2 separate regions of the Mus musculus genome follow, and region 2 is linked to region 1. Evidence: chromatin loops called from intact Hi-C (ENCODE). Cell type or tissue: heart. All regions are shown on one strand.

Evidence for each region. Hi-C counts contacts between places; a loop is a spot of excess contacts. Peaks named below come from ENCODE experiments on the same cell type or tissue, not always from the same donor. Only the 100,000 strongest peaks of a DNase experiment are listed, where the experiment ranks them.
Region 2: a loop joins it to region 1, with 16 times the contacts of the local background. A loop is called at or near these places in 2 of 42 quality-filtered maps.

What each region holds. Positions count from the first base shown.
Region 1 is chr2:66,180,829-66,188,828 of GRCm38, forward strand. Ttc21b (tetratricopeptide repeat domain 21B) reads right to left here. Exons shown (of 29, transcript NM_001047604.2): 27 at 7,432-7,552; 28 at 5,326-5,393; 29 at 3,499-4,015. The coding sequence ends at 3,938. Among named protein-coding and RNA genes, the nearest start is that of Galnt3, 60 kb to the left of the region's middle. In heart, a CTCF peak has its summit at 3,818; no DNase peak of the experiment used is centred here.
Region 2 is chr2:65,617,209-65,625,208 of GRCm38, forward strand. Scn2a (sodium channel, voltage-gated, type II, alpha) reads left to right here and starts at 3,561. Exons shown (of 27, transcript NM_001346679.2): 1 at 3,561-3,807. In heart, a CTCF peak has its summit at 3,490 (motif pointing right); no DNase peak of the experiment used is centred here.

The DNA.
Region 1 (8,000 bases):
GCGAGGGTTCCTCCAGCCACCTTTGTATGTGCCGGCCAGCACCTTCTGAAGTTCTGTGTCCCCCCCCCCCCCCCCCCGTTTCCTTTACAGGAACTGTACACTCACCCCTCACTCATTCTTCTAAAGTTCCAGGGCCCTGGTTTTCCTCCTTATATTTCCCCATCTGTTATTTCCTGTGCCTTCATTTTTTTCTGACTTTCCCCCATTAACATTTCAATATATAAAATACATCTATCTTAAAAAGTAATCAGGCAAATAAAAACTTCTACCCTGTCTTTCCTCTGTCCTCACATCTAAATATATTCCTATTATGCCTCCTCACCTTCCATTCTTTAGGGTGTCACTAATCTTCAAGGAAGGTTTATCCAAACCTGAAAGGGGGAGGGGGCCCCCCTCCTCCTCCAAGGAGCCGGTGACATGTAAGACTGTTTATACCCAGTGTTGTGACCTTGAATGCCATTAGTGATTTCCACCATTCCAATCCATTTAATGTGGGAAGATCGTCATTAAAACCCCATTACTACTCAAAAGCCCAACATGCAGGCAAGTGGCCAGCTCACAGGTCTGTCTGTCCTCCTAAAGCTGTGTTCTGGGCCCCTTAGGGTGATGTGTTCGTTGTGTTCCCTTATTCAGTTGTTTTTACACTCATACTCATTTTCTGGAAGTCTCTTTTCTCTCTTCCAATTCTGGATCTCTGGCAATCACAGGGGATTAGAATATATTTTCTAGGAACAATTAGAAAAGTTTAAGAATTGAGGGTCAGCTTTTTGCCCCCTGACTCATCTTCACCAAGAAAAGATCTTTAAACAGTGAAAAGGAAGTTTGCAAAGGTTTCCCTCTAAATTTTAATTAACTTTTAAATTTAATTTTAAATGCCCTATTCTTAGTATAAAATGTTTATTATAGTTGTTAACTTTCATCATGGCAAAGAAAAAAATTATAATTCAGGTAACAATTGGGTAATATACATTCAGTTTTGTGTGTACGTGGTGACTGTTATATATGGGTCTATATTTTTTGGCAAATATACAACCTTAATAATTATATTTTTCCAGCTTTAAAAATTTTGACAATTAAGTATCTTTGGAAAACATTTACTGAGTTTGACAATAGTTAACTGCATAGCAATCCATCATCAGGTAGATGTGACGATAGCTGGCCATTTTATTGTTTTCATGCGGACAGTTCAGCTCAGTAACACCAGAAGCAGGCAGGAAGGAGCAGTACTACCCCTCACTTCGATCCCAGAGGATTCACAGTGGTGCTTCTTGAAACAGGACAGCTGATCGGGGACAGACTCTCATTTGTCCTGCATGGTCTCAACCAGAAGTGCATGAGTGCAGCAGTTTCCTTCCCATGCAATTTTATAAAGAGTTCTGATAAGTTATTCTCTGCTGGTGAAATGAGTCAATTCAAGCCAGATTAGATTATATAAAGTTGGATTCATTGGGAGGCTGCTGTCCAGTCAGTTCATTGGACCCAAGGAAGCCAGAGAAGTCTCTATGGGGAGGGAGACAGAGGGTAGAAAGAATGTGCACATGCACATGCAGGGAGGGAGAACATGCAGAGACAGAGAGAAGGGAGGAGGACTATAACGTCTGGACCATACAGGGAGGAGCTTCTAGGGGGAGGGAAAGCCCACCCACTGGGCTAGAAAATTCGTGGTAGAAGGCTAGATATGCCAGACATAACAGGTGGGGATGCTGGGAGAATCTGGAGGTCAGGTCCACTTTGGTATGTTAAATATGCACCTCAGCCCCTTGGCCCATGTGTGAAACCCAACAATCTCACCCAGCACCAAGAGAGCCACGCGACCTCCAGTCCTAAAGTAGGACGGCTCGCCTCAGATCCTGAATCCACCCGAGGAGTCCCCTCTGCTTGAAGTCTGCTCCAGAGTTCAACCTTGGTTGCTCCACCAAGCCTACAGGAAGCCCTCCCTTAGGTTTGCACTGGCTTGCAGAAGACACTTATATCCTCCAGGGTTCCCCCACCTCTCACACAAGATTTGTTAAAGTTGAAGCAGGTTAAACTTCCAATCACTTCCTTTTCCCCATGGAGGGCATTAATCCAGATCTAGACTCCATGAGAGCTTCTTCAACCAGGTTCTCTGACTCCTCCATCCAGAAGGCAGGCGTGACCTTCCAGCGCGTGCAAGGCGGTTGTGGAAGCTGCGGTGTGGGGTTGCAACTACCTGTCTAGGCTCCAGACTTCCTATATTTCTGATTAAGGTATACATCACAAAAATCAACTCTCAGACAAGAAAAATATTCTGGGACTGTCAACGTTGTAGAGTTTAGATAGAGTGGACGGAGCCAGGATGTAGAATAGCTACGTTAAACTGAGCGTGGACATGACAATGGCTTCTCTACATTGATAACAAAATTACTCAATGAAAGGAACAAGCCACCTGGGTACGGTAAACCTGAGAGCCCACCCTCAGGGATGTGCTCCCTCCAGCGAGGCTGGACCTAAAGGCTTCCTAATGTTCCCAAACAGCACTACCAACTGGGGACAAAGTGCTGAAATACACAAGCCTATAATGGGGGCAGTTCTCACTCAATTCACCATGTGCACATGTTCATTCTTTGTTATGGAAGGAACAGACAGGCTTTGGAAGTTGGGGGTGGTGGAGAATATCTAATTATCTCACCACTGAGGGAAGAATAATTGGGTCTCTCTTAGCAGTTGTTAATGGCCTATAGCTCTTCACCTAGGGATTGGACAGTTTGGAATCTTTACAATAGGAATAATACGTTTTCCTAGGCTTGTGATGAACAAATGCTGTACGATATGTAAAAGTATTTTTATTAGCTACTAAATAGTTCCTAAATGTTATTATCTGAGTTTTATGAAATGCTATAAATGCAATTTTGGTAATGAATGATTAGAATTTTATAGCATATAATTGGAAATAAAAGGACACTAAAACCATGGAGATACGATCCCCAAGGCAATCTGTTTGAAAGAAAAACAAATTATTAAAAATATTTTATTTCAAGTAAAAATAAAACTGAAGACTACTGTATTTTGAAAGAACTTCAGATGTACATAAGACACCCGAGAAGAATGCTAAGGACCAAGGTTGATAAAATTAGGGTAATTTCGTATAAAAAAGCAGAAGCCACCCATCAAAGAGTACTATTTGCCGGGGCGCCTGCCCTCTACCCACCCCCATCTCCGTAAGTCTCTGATGACCGAAAGCAATTTTCACCCTTCTTCACCAGACCACTGTCTGGGACACATTAAGCTCACTCTTGTGGCTTCTGGTTAATATTGCTATAAGGGTTTACCTATTTAAACTGGTTTCAGAGTATGACCATTTCTTAAGATCACACTTGCTTTGAGGGTAGGAAGCATGAACATAACAAAGAGAGGCAAACATTGAGTTTTAAATTTTCCAGGGAAGATTTTTCTAATAAATGTCATTTCCTTCAACATTATTAAACAACACTGCAGACTGCCCTGTGTCTTTTGAGTTCTGAAAAAATATAAACCAGATATTCACAAAAATCTTTATTAAAATATACATTTAAAATATGTATTCATTTTTCATAAATTACATGAGATTATATCACAAACTATAATAGAAAATTAACAGATGACAGTAGACTTTAAATAGAATTGTTGGAAAATCTAATACTCTTCAGAAAAGATATATCACCCAGACTTTAACAAAAATATCCTCTGTAGAAACGAGTTAAGCTTTATCACAGAACTACCATTGTGCCTAATGGAAGGGAGAAAGATGAGCTCTCACCCAGCCACTCCACCAAGGATGCCACAGACCAGTGTTGTCCACGGACAGCAGCAGCCTCTGCTGGAGAAGGCAGGACACACTTCTGTCACACTGTCAGCTGGAGCCTGTGTCAACTGCAAAGACTGTGAAAGCTGAGGGACCACTGTCATCTCTTGCCCAACACTTCAGTAAAAATCATTTTCAAGGTCTTAAAGATGCACGCGCCTTATCAAGTATATCCTTTCTGATTTTGGGGTAAGTTGGATGTGCTTCAAGAACCTGGGGAAACAAAACCAAACTACCTTGTAAGGAACTGTTGAGAACAAGGGAGCTATGACTCTGAGTCTAACTGCGCATTATGGGCAAGAGTTCACTGTATTAACACTGTCACACTCATCAAAGGTGACAATCACCGCATGAGTGGTGACTCATTGAGATGAGCAGATAAGAGTCACAGAATGTGGAACTACCCATGGAAACATCTCATACAAGTTTCCTTAACAGGTGACTTAGAAGACAACTTATAATACTTCTGTAACTTAGCTTCTTGTCATGTCTAATATCCTCTTTGAGGGTTTTACTAACCGAGAGCATGTATCAGATTTACCTGGACTGATTTTGGAACATTCTGATTTCCAGCAATGCTATGTCTGAGAGGGAGAAGCTATTCATTTAAAAAGATAGAAGTCCACAAGTGATTTGCACACATAGCCTTGGGTTAGTGTTCATCCTTAGTTTGAAACACTGCCTCACAGAAGTTAGCAGTCAACAGCAATCCCATAGCCAGGTATTTACCACAATAATACTGGGACACAACTATCTGAAGTAAGAGCTGTGAAAAATGGTAAGGCCCTCTTCGAACGGAGCTCCATTGGGACATGGCACACACAAAGCGCTATGGAAATTCTAAAGCTGGAAGGATGTTAAAGATGCCATTTTAATTGTAGGGTTTTAGTGCAATGAAATGCAGAAATACTTCCTAAATTATGGAGTATTTTTAGCTATAATTTATAAATAAAAAGTTCTTCAATAGATAGATATAATCACAAAATGTCCCACTTAATAGAATGACCTGGGAAATCAATGCTATCTGCAAAAGTGTCCCTGGTGCCTGCAGAGGCCAGAGCAGGATGGAGGAGGCCCTGGAGCTGGAGTTACAGATGGTTGAGAGCTGGACATGGGCGTTGGCAACTAAACCGGGGTCCTCTGCAGGAGCAACAGAGGCTGCTGACTGCTGAGCCGTCTCTCCGGCCCTTCAGATACCATCCAAACTGGATTTTGTCGAACAGGTTTTCCCTACTAGCCTATCTCTTTAAATTGACACAAATCCTTTACTATTTAAACCCTAATTATAAATATATCCTTGCTTTAAATAGACACATTTTAAAATTTTAACCGAACACTAATAATTTCTCCATAACTTATTTAATAAACTACTTAGCTAAACAACCACATCTTCTATTTCTTACTGTTCAGTGACATTTGAGAGTAGAAGGAAATTGTGCATTGCTACTTTTGGTTATGAGCCTTAGCCTTTAAGAGCTGAGCCATCTTTCCAGACTCCACCTGTACTATTTTAAGAAATTTACCTGGTGACATACGTCAATTGCATCCACATATCGTTTTGCTTTTAGGTAATTAAATGCCAATTTGTATCCTGTTGAGACAAGAAAAAAAAATCTGATACGTGGTTTTTTCCTTCCTCTTTTGTTGACTTATTAGAGAAGTCCTAAGGGAAACTGTTGGCCAGACAATACAGAGAAAAGAGACATGGCAGGAGAAAGCAAAGTGAAATTAAGATGAGCAAACAGAAAGGAACAGAGTTGGAAAAAGGGACCCCAGTGAGTAGCTGCTGGGTGGGAGCACTGCTGCTCCCCGAGTGTGGCTTCTTCAGCTCACTGAAAAGCGCAAACTCCATCAGCAGACAAGTGGAAGTGAATCTAGACATCTAGTGATTGCCATGTAACCTGAGCGTAGGTGAGAGGAGGTCCTCTCCTCACAGGCTCTTGGTTCCTAGTGGTCTCCTATTTTAAAATGTGTTTTTCACTTGAAATGTGTTCTTATGCATATTTATACAAGGAATATAACTATAACTACATATACACATACATATATATACACACAAACTACACACACATTTATATGTGTGTATACACACACACACATATATATGTGTGTATGTATGTATGTATGTATGTATGTATGTATGTATGTACTAGCATAACTATTTGGGGCCATTTGCAGTGACAGCACCTGATTTGAAATTCTATGGAAATAGTGTGTGGACTTTGAGGGTTTCTTGTGAAAGTGTAAGGTTAATTTGGCCAGCCAGACTGGGTAGTGGATATAGTGACAATCATCAGGGACAAACAAAATAATTAAAAATGTCAGAGGAACACCTAGGAAAGGAACTCTGGGAGAGCTGCCAAGATCACTTATAAACTAGAATAAGGGAAAAGCTGGTGAGTTGGAGTCTCTGTGTTTTCTGAAGCTTCCTAAGGAACAGAGTATATAAATAACTTTGAAACATATTACTCTGAAAGAATAAATTATCAAAATTATTTCTATTTTCTGGGTATTTAATACATTTCCATTTTACAAGGTGTCTCTATCTCATATGATATATAATATGAATATGTAAATGAAGATGTATAAACAATCATTAGTTCCTGTACTTTTCCCAATCTATCAATTTTAACAGATCCTAAAGAAACCCAAGCCAGGGGCCAGCAGGACAGATGGCAGAGTGTGAGGAGGACTATGGCTGCAGTCAAACATTGCGACACAGCTGGTAAAGACTGCTGCCACCTTAGGTTAAGTTAATAGCTTGAAATCACCTAATCTAATAAAAACACCAACGCCTTTATAGTCACAGGGAGCCAAGCCATACGTATAAACACACTCACATGTAGTAGAACAGTTCAGAAGGGACGGAGAGAGCAAAGTAATTTCTCATGCTTTGTGGCCACAGAAACTGCAGCTCTCTCAACTGTAAAAACTCTCACCAATGTTTAAAGGGAGTGTTGGTGAACCATGGTTAGTCGTGTCAAGGGACAGTCTCAAGCAGGGAAAGGTGACAGCCCTCTGAGAGAGCACAGCAAATACTTTCACCTCAGGAGGAAGTTCCCACTCAAGGACCCTCCTCTGTGAGAGGGAGGGGAGTAGAGATGGCATCGCAGAACTGATCTAGACTTCAGTGAGTCGGACTTAGTTCACTGGGAGGAGCCCTACCGGCAGGAGGCCGAGGTTAATCACTGAGTTCACTATTGGTAACACTCAACTGCACAGACACTGTAGGCTAATACTCCCCAAACAAGAGTCTACACATACAACTCATTACGTCTATGATGCTCAGGAGAAAGGTAAGAGACCCAAACCCTTACTCAAGTGTTAAAAGGCTTTAGAAGGTTCTCAGTAAAAGAACCTTAGGTGGTGATAGAATGTAACCTTTGCATAATATATCTGACAACAGGATACTTTTTGTCCACATTACCATTTTCCAAATAGAAGGATGAAGGGAGAAGGAAAAAGGCAGAATGAACCTAGTAATCAGGTAAGTAACTCGCGATGAGGATACAGCATTGACAATAGAGGTTGGCTTGTATATGTATTGCCCTAAAAGTGCATTTCAAATAGTATTTACAAATGATATATTATTTCTTGTGAAGACACTGGGCCCAGTCTGCTGAACTCACCCACTGCAGGATTTGTCTGGTTGCTATGTTTCCATGCCATCTCATAGTTGAAGGCCGCATCTGTGTATGCTTGCTCTTTCTCCATAATGTACCCCATATATTCATAAGCTTTGCAGCAGGACTGAGGGGACAATGGAAGACAGAAGCAGATTAAGCTCCATACCAGTAAACTTTTACAGAATGTGTATAACATGCAGAGCAGTCATGTTAACCCCTCTACATGGTGTATAAAGCAATGGCACTCCAACCTGTGTATAGCACCAAAGTACGGAAAGGACACACTGAATGGTTTTTATGCCAAGAGCCAGCCCACAGCTATCAGAAGCAGAACTTCTTTTATAGTACCAGGAATACATACAATGGGATGGGTATTTGACTCACAGACAGGTATCCAGTTTATTGTGACTAATTTAAACACATATTTAGACTTAAGAGTATAGTGAATTCATAACTTTCTTTCAAAAATTAACCAATGACTCAGATCCTGCCCCACATTTACACTTCCATACTACCAAGAAAAATAACTCAGATACTGCATAAGTTTAACCATATATATGCTAGAATGCTAT
Region 2 (8,000 bases), 560 kb before region 1:
ATGGTCAGCCCTCTAGCTCTCCCCAGATCATGCCGTCTGGGCCACCTTTCCAGCAACCACAACACCAGGGCCAGTTCTACCACACTGCCCAGGAGAGGTGTGGGTCCCACTTTCCCATTCTGCCCAGGCCAGGGGACTGGGTAGTCCATATTTCTTGCTCCCATGTCACAGCAGCAACCAAAGGCTCCCATCTCCGTTAAGCCCTGTGTGCTGTCAGGTGGCTGCACAGGTGTTGATGTCCTGGCTCTCTCAAGAACAGGGCCACTGTGTGGAGGTGTGGCCACAGGGGCAGAAGTCACTGGAGTTTCTGGGTGTACTAATCCTGTCTGTTCTTTGTCAAATTAAAAAAATGGGGAGAGGGAAGGAGGGAGGGAGGGAGGGAGGGAGGGAGGGAGGGAGGGAGGGAGGAAGAGAGAGACTCCCAAAGAGAACCTTCCATTCCCATCTAACCATACTGACTCACAAAAGTGATGAATAACTTAGGTAGAGACAAAACGCTGTAAAGGTCAACAGAATCCCTCCCTCAGTTTGCATCTCCTTCTCAAGAACTTCCCAGGAAGATCTCAAGAGCCGAAGACTAGAGTCTGAGTTAAATTTAGCATGTGGCATTTTCTAGCCCCCTTTTTATTAATCTTTAAAAGAGAAAATAGTTGAAATAAAACTAATATCACAGACCTCTTTGGAATGTAATGAGATGATTTGTGCAAAGTGCTTACTTAGTCCCTTGCCCCATCAAAAACATGAAATAAAATTTATGCTTTAATATTTCCCTTGGTAAGATTGGAAAAGCTGCTTGTCAAAATTTGTTTATGAGAATTAGAAGGTCTTGCCAGCCCAGTTTTTGCCCCATTTTTTGTTTGTTTTGTCTTGTTTCTCTTCATCTCTCCATGCATAACATGCTGTGTTGACAAACCGAAGTCCCTTGAAAGGAAAAACTCTCATTTACAGATCTGCCTCTATCAGACTGGCCTACGGGCACGTCTGTGGGGGTATTTTCATGACTAATGGCTAATGTGGGAGGGGCCAGCACATGTGGGAATTTCCATCCCTAGGCAGGTGGTCCTGGGTTGTATAAGAACATTTAAGAGCACAGGCTGAGCATGTTCTGAGAGCAGGCCAAAAAGCAGTGTTCTGTGGTCTCTGCTTCAGTTCCTGCCTTCAGGTTCCTACCTTGTGATCCCCAACACCCACATCAGGCGGCGTGCAACCTCCTGTAACTCCAGCTCTGTGGTACCAGATGCCCTTTTCTTACCTCTCAGGGCACTGCATTCATGTGTACATACCTGTGCATAGATGCACAGAGGCCAAAAAAAAATCATAAAAAAATATTTCCTTCCTGTATTGTGAAAGTCTGCAATGTTCTAATGATAGCACCACAGGACAAGCATTAGACATTAGACATGGAATTAATGTTTTCGATCTGTCCTGAGTTGGCAAGGAAGTATTGAAAGGATATTAGCAGACTTTTATTTTTAGTTTATACAGTTGGATAAAACTGTATAAATTAAATTACAGTTTAGAATTTTTGCATTCATTTTTATCTCCTTAATGCATCTATTTTGCATGTGAAAACTGAGGCAAGGAAAAAAAAACACCGTTGGTATAAACAAGACTTCAAGTTTCATTACTTTCTCTATCTGAGGACCGGCATGGTTAGGTAAGGGAGAATTGGCAAAAATAAAAATAAAAAAAGCATGTCCTTACCAAGAGTAAAAATTTACTTGAAGTAAAATGTGACTACTTTTCCTGCTAAAATTAAAATAATTTTGAAAACAAAGATATTAAAGTAAGTATTTGGATTTTATTCTTAAAGCAAAGCAACAGAAGAGGGACATTACACTGAGAGATCATCACAGGTTTGTTGCTGCTAGCAAGGTGAATCTAACTCTGCCTGATTTTGGAAGTGTGCTGTGCTTATAAATACTGTATATGTACACATTTTCTGCATAAATATACAAATATCTGGTGCAGGAAGCAATGTTGATGTTTTGCCTATTTTCTTAAAATAGATAAAAACATTCTAGATGAGACTAAAGGTTTTTACATAAAAATAAAGTTGTAAGAGTTGCCTCATAGTGTGCTCCCCCTCTGCCTCCCTCTCCCTTGCTGAAAACAACCTAAGAGTGTAGAGCTCTAGTTTCAAGGCAGACATTGTTTAACCAATAAATTCAACATATAGTCTCAGTATGTCCAAGTGTGTGTGTGTGTGTGTGTGTGTGTGTGTGTGTGTGTGTGTGTGTGAGAGAGAGAGAGAGAGAGATCAAAACATATTTTAGATAGCTTAATGAAAATGCATGCTATTTACTTCATTGACTTTTATGCTTTATGACGGGCATGCATATTAAAGGAAACATAGGAATTAAAGCACAAAAATACAAGTATATGTACAATGAAAATACAAAAGTAATGCACAAGCTATTTTTCTAGGACAGTCATCCATTCATTATCTGGGAATAATTCGTGTTTCAGGTACGTGTTAAGGATCCAGGCTTATAAAAGTGAGCAAATTGAAGTGACTGTAAAGAAACAAGAATAGATTCAGTGAGGGCAGGGGTATGAGCACAATTCTGGGCACATGCCTAGATTTTGGTTTTAATGTGGAGGTCCTCTGCAAGAGCAGTGAATGATCTTAACCTCTGAGCAATCTTTCTAATAATGAAACGATCATTATTATTTTTTTAAATCGTATTTTACCAAGATTTTATGTCAGCTGGCAGAAAATCTTGGAACACTGCAAGAGAGCGTGTAATTGGCTTTCAGCACCACGGACAGCACCAGAATCTCTGAATTGGTACTTGACCCTGTTTGATGAAGTTGGTTTTGAGAAAAAGACAGCAGATAGACTTTTTAAATTTCAAGTAGTTTGTGACTCAGAACTTCATAAACAATTGTAGAAAATTAAGCACGAAAAAAATAAGTACATAAACTAATATGTATTGAACAGGTCATATACTCAGCAAAACTTTGGTTTTCTAACTTACTTAACAAGTGGGGAACTTTGAATTCTGCTCCTACCCTCCCAATGAGGCCTTGCTTCAGACTATGGTATAGAACAATTATCACATTTCAGATTGCCTATATGGTTCGAGATGTTTCAGAAAGTTTGATTGACCGAGGTTTTTGTCTTTTCATAAATCCATCATTCTGTTAACAACAAGCTTATCTCTTAAGACAATATACTTCCTCACAAAAAGATAACCAATAATGACATGATTAATAATTACAATTAGTTTCATATAGCTCTTTTCCATAATGTTCTGAAAACTCAGATTTCATTTAAACATAATAAAAATAAATCAAACTCCAAATGTTAAACTACATTTTAAAAAACCACAAAGTATAATGACATTTTAGTGTTCAATTTGTAACTAACTAGAATAGTTGAATTAGAGTACATTAGAATTCTGAACTATACACCATTTAATCTTATGTGTTGAATGTTGCTTTGCCAAAGGAACTTGAAATTACAGCGATTCCACTTGTGGCCAGGAGATGGAGCTGTCATGCAAGACGCTCCTCTCCTACATTTATTTATTTATTTATTTATTTATTTTAATTTAGCATGCTGTTTTCTGACAGTGGGTACCATCGAGTGACTGAGTGTCAGAACAGAAAGCTAAGGCAGAAGCAGAGAGGATGCAGTGATCGCCCTGTCTTGGCTTTTTCTCTTTAGTAAGGATATTATTATCGCACATGTGAGATTTTACTTTCTGCTGTAGGCTGAATTCTAGAAACCTGCGTTGGAGACTGGTTATATTCAACACGCACATGGATTCTGTGCTATGAGTACCATTCCCTTTATTTCAGGTAAGCAAGCATGATTCTATTTTTGTTGCATCAGTGAATCACGATTCTGCCAAATGATGGCATTTAAAATAAGATGTGCTTTGTAATGTTGTATGCAGAACTCAAAGGCTCAAATGCTCTAATTCTGGCTGTTCTGCGTTTAAAAACCTTCCTATGCTAAAATGATCACTGGCTGTGCCATGTTGTATTTTCAATGTTTTCTTCGGCTTCTTAGCCTTTCATTTCTGTGGCTGTATTTGTTTAACATCAAAAGATAAAGCTTGCAGAGTGAGGGATGGGCCTTCTTCTCACAAGGGAAATACTGATGTTTAATGCGTTGAACAAATCATAGAGATGTAATGAAGCAGACTAACATGGCAGTGGCTCTGCCAGAGCCCACGGCTGAGCATCCTGGGCACAGTTTTAGAGCTACCTCAGCATCCTGAGCCCAAGGCCTTTTGAACAATTGCTGCTGCTAGGATGTTGGGATTCTTTATGTTTTTGTTTTAACCTTTTAGAACGGTATGCAAGTCACTGCTAGCCCACGAGTGAAGATTGATGTAATGTGTTTAATAGATTCCGAGTGACAGCACTGGACTCCCCCCTCCCCCCTTAGGAGGAGAACAGTGGAAACTAATTAATTGCTGGGGGAAAATGGATTATCCTTATCTGTGAAAAAAAAAAGACAGTGGGCATTTAGAATAGTTCCATTGTGAAAAGTGTTCACATTTTAAACAATTTTAGGTCACGTGATGTTAGCTAAAGAGTAGAATGACTCAGGAGGTGGAAATGGTAACAACCTTCCTTTTTATCCTGGTTCCTATGATTAAAGACTTTCTTTATGATTATCAGTAGAAGCAGAAAATGAAATATAGAAATGTCGTATACAAAAGCCATTGGTTGCCATTTGGCTCAACATTTGGATTGATTTGAATAAATTAAAAAAATAGGAATATTTTTACAAGATTGTTAACTGCTTCACTCTCTCTTGTTGAAAGACGTGTGTGTGTGTGTGTGTGTGTGTGTGTGTGTGTGTGTGTGTGTGGTGTAGGAGGCAGGCAGTGAGGGTGCATGCATTTGAGATGTTTCTATCTCAGTCATCATTTTCCTATAAAAAGGTAGTTATGCTATGTTTGAGGTTGTGAAATCTGTGAGTTTTCGGGATGTTTAGGAATACTGAAAAAATATTATTTGAATATGTAGAATCTATGACGAGTTTTCCGTTATACAGAGTTCAATAAATAGGATGCTATTTAGAATCACAGATTTTTATTTGGCATGTATCCATCTTCCATTTAGAGAAGAGCAACAGTGGCTGAGAGGTTATGTGGGTTTTACATTAAGTGGAATATTACACTCAGAGTTCCTGTTAAATTAAAAGCAGTAGGTAAGACTTAGGACCCTGATTGGCAGGCTTCAAAATCTCCTACAGCAATTATCTCCACTGTTAACATATTCCAGGCCTAATCCAGGTCTACTGATATTGACTCTGGGGGATGTTGGCTTGGCAAATTCTGTAAAATAATTCCTTTCAGTGTGTATTACTCAGTGGATAAACATACACAGGACTAAATTTTCTCCAGGGTCCTTCCAAAAGCCAAAAGACAACAGCTCAGTTAAACATTTGTGGAGACTGTTGTTTAATATTGTATTTTCACTTTAGATTTGGCGACTTTATCTACCTTGTGCTCCTGAATGACAAACAGCCTTATAGAAGCTCATTGTTCTACATATTCTATTCTATAGAATGGTCTGTGTGCATATAGAGAGAGTAATTTGTGAATACTTAGATGGTTATACAGATTATATAATACCTCTTCAATATCTGGAGAAAAGAAGGGCTTTAACATGTGTCATTTCTACATAAATACTTGTGGAATATCATATCTTTACTGAAGAGTGGTTCATGGTAGGAATTGAAAAGTAATTACAGGGACTAAGAGATGGCTCTGTGGCTAACAGTGAGCACTGCTCTTGCAGAGGGACCTGCATTCAGTTCCTAGCTCCTACTCTGGGCAGCTAACGGTCTTCTATAGCTCCAGCTCCGGGGGATCCAATATCTCTTTCTGTCCACACTGAATACTGCATTCACACAGCATGCCCATACAGAGACATGCGCATAATCTGAAAATAAGCCAAATCTTTAAAAAGAAAAGAAATTTGCTCCAGAAGACATGAAACTTTCTTGTGGTCTCTGTGGTACACCCATCTACCCACCCAGACATTTACCCCACACATACCCTTTCCCTTACCCACCCATTGGTACACACATGAAAAAAAAAACTAACTAACTAACTAAATAACTAACTAACTAAATAAATAAAAATAAATAACTAAATAAATCTTAAATAGAAATATACATGTGCAGATACTGTCATTACTTAAAATATTATAATCACCAAAATAAGGGATGAAGAAATAGGAAAAGCAGGTGGGGCTGGGCCAGAAACCGAATAACAACGCGGGCTCAGAGTTTATGATGGATGATGGAAGTCTCAGGAAAAAGTAAATTTAAATGCTATTCAAAAGTTAGATCTTTAAGAAAAAGTTGAATATAAATTAACAACAATACAGTTTTGATCAATTTAGGCACAGAGGGAATTAAGCCCTAGGAAGGAAACTGAGGTTTACTCAGGATTGAAGAGAAAAATTATGGACAATAAACAAGAATCCAATATAATTGTCGTTTTATTTGTTTGTTTGCTTGCTTACTATATTAGGTTGCTATTTTCCTCTGGGGCACTGAAAGTAAAGTAAGAAATTTGATTTTCAGTATTAAATATTCAGTGTACTTAAGCATACTCACTTGATGTCCAGAAGTTAGATTAGATGTAAAGGCCGGTCTTATGAATATGTATGAAGTCACAGGAATCATTGAAATCTCACATAAAAGCAAATCCATGGGGAGGTACGGTTGAGGAACATTCCATTCGGTGAGAATCAGAGAAAATTGAGTCTACAAGTCACTGGAGAAGAACTGAGACAAGAAACAACAGTCAGAGTGTTAGAGAATACAGGGAGAGATTGATTGGATGACTGTAAAAAACACAGGGCCAGCAGGCTAGAGAAATGGCTTAGTTGTTAGGGGTTGTTCTTCCGGTGGTTAAATTCCCAGGACCCGCATGGCAACTCACAGCTGTCTGTCACTCCAGCTCCAGAAGCTCTACCAACCACTTCTTGTCTCTGTGAGCACCGAACACACAGGATGCCCAGTCTTCTATCCAGGCAGAACCACCCATACACACAAAATAAAAACAACAACAACAACAACTTTTAATCAAATAGACTTACAAGACCAGAAGGGATGGGTGATACTTTAGAACGGTGCTGTGTAAGTCATTTTGAGTGGCTTGTTGTTGTTGTGGCTTGTCCTTGTCTGTAAGATAGACTATGTATTCCCCCCTTCAATCTACTGACCCCTTAGAAAGGGCCATGTGTGGCATATGGACTTTCTTGAAGGCACAATTAATCCTCAGCAGCAAATTGCTTGCCTGCGGGGCACAGTTTGGTCACATTAATCCTCGAATGAGCGATTAATAACACTGCTTTAAAGCAAGCTCATCTTGCATCTCTCCATCATCTTACTCGCAAAACAAATACCACCGAAAATGTGCTTTCGGTTGCTCCGATGCACACCTAGTACACAGAGTGGTTTGGCTGGGAATGCCCTCCCTAGACTCCACGTTTGCCTATGTGTTCCTCAGTTGCTGCTGCTGTTTGTGGGGGGTTATGAGGCGCAGTCTCGTTGGAGGAGATGTGTCTCTGGAGGCAAGCTCTGAGAGTGTGAAGACTCACCGTTTCCAGGTCATCTTGGCAATTCAAGACGTGAACTCTCAGCTTCTGTTCCTGATGCCAGGCTTGCCTTTTGCTGCCATGATAGATTCTTATCCCGCTGGAACCATAGGCCCAACAAAAATCTTTCTTTTCCTAAGTTTCCTTGGCCATGATGTTTTATCACAGCAACAGAAAAGGAATGTACTTGGGGCTAGATTGCTGATTTCTGTGTTCATTATTCAAGCACTTCCCTAACACTCACATTTCATTGGTACTTTAACCAAGATGTGTCTAGAGAGAAAAGAGTTTGCATATTCACAAACTTCCTTTACTAATCTTTGAAGTCTCCCTACCAGAAATCCTCCATTCTTTCTGTTGACAGGCCCAAAATTGTCCTTAGAGATGATCGATCTCTAGTCAGTTGCAACATGGCCAGGTGA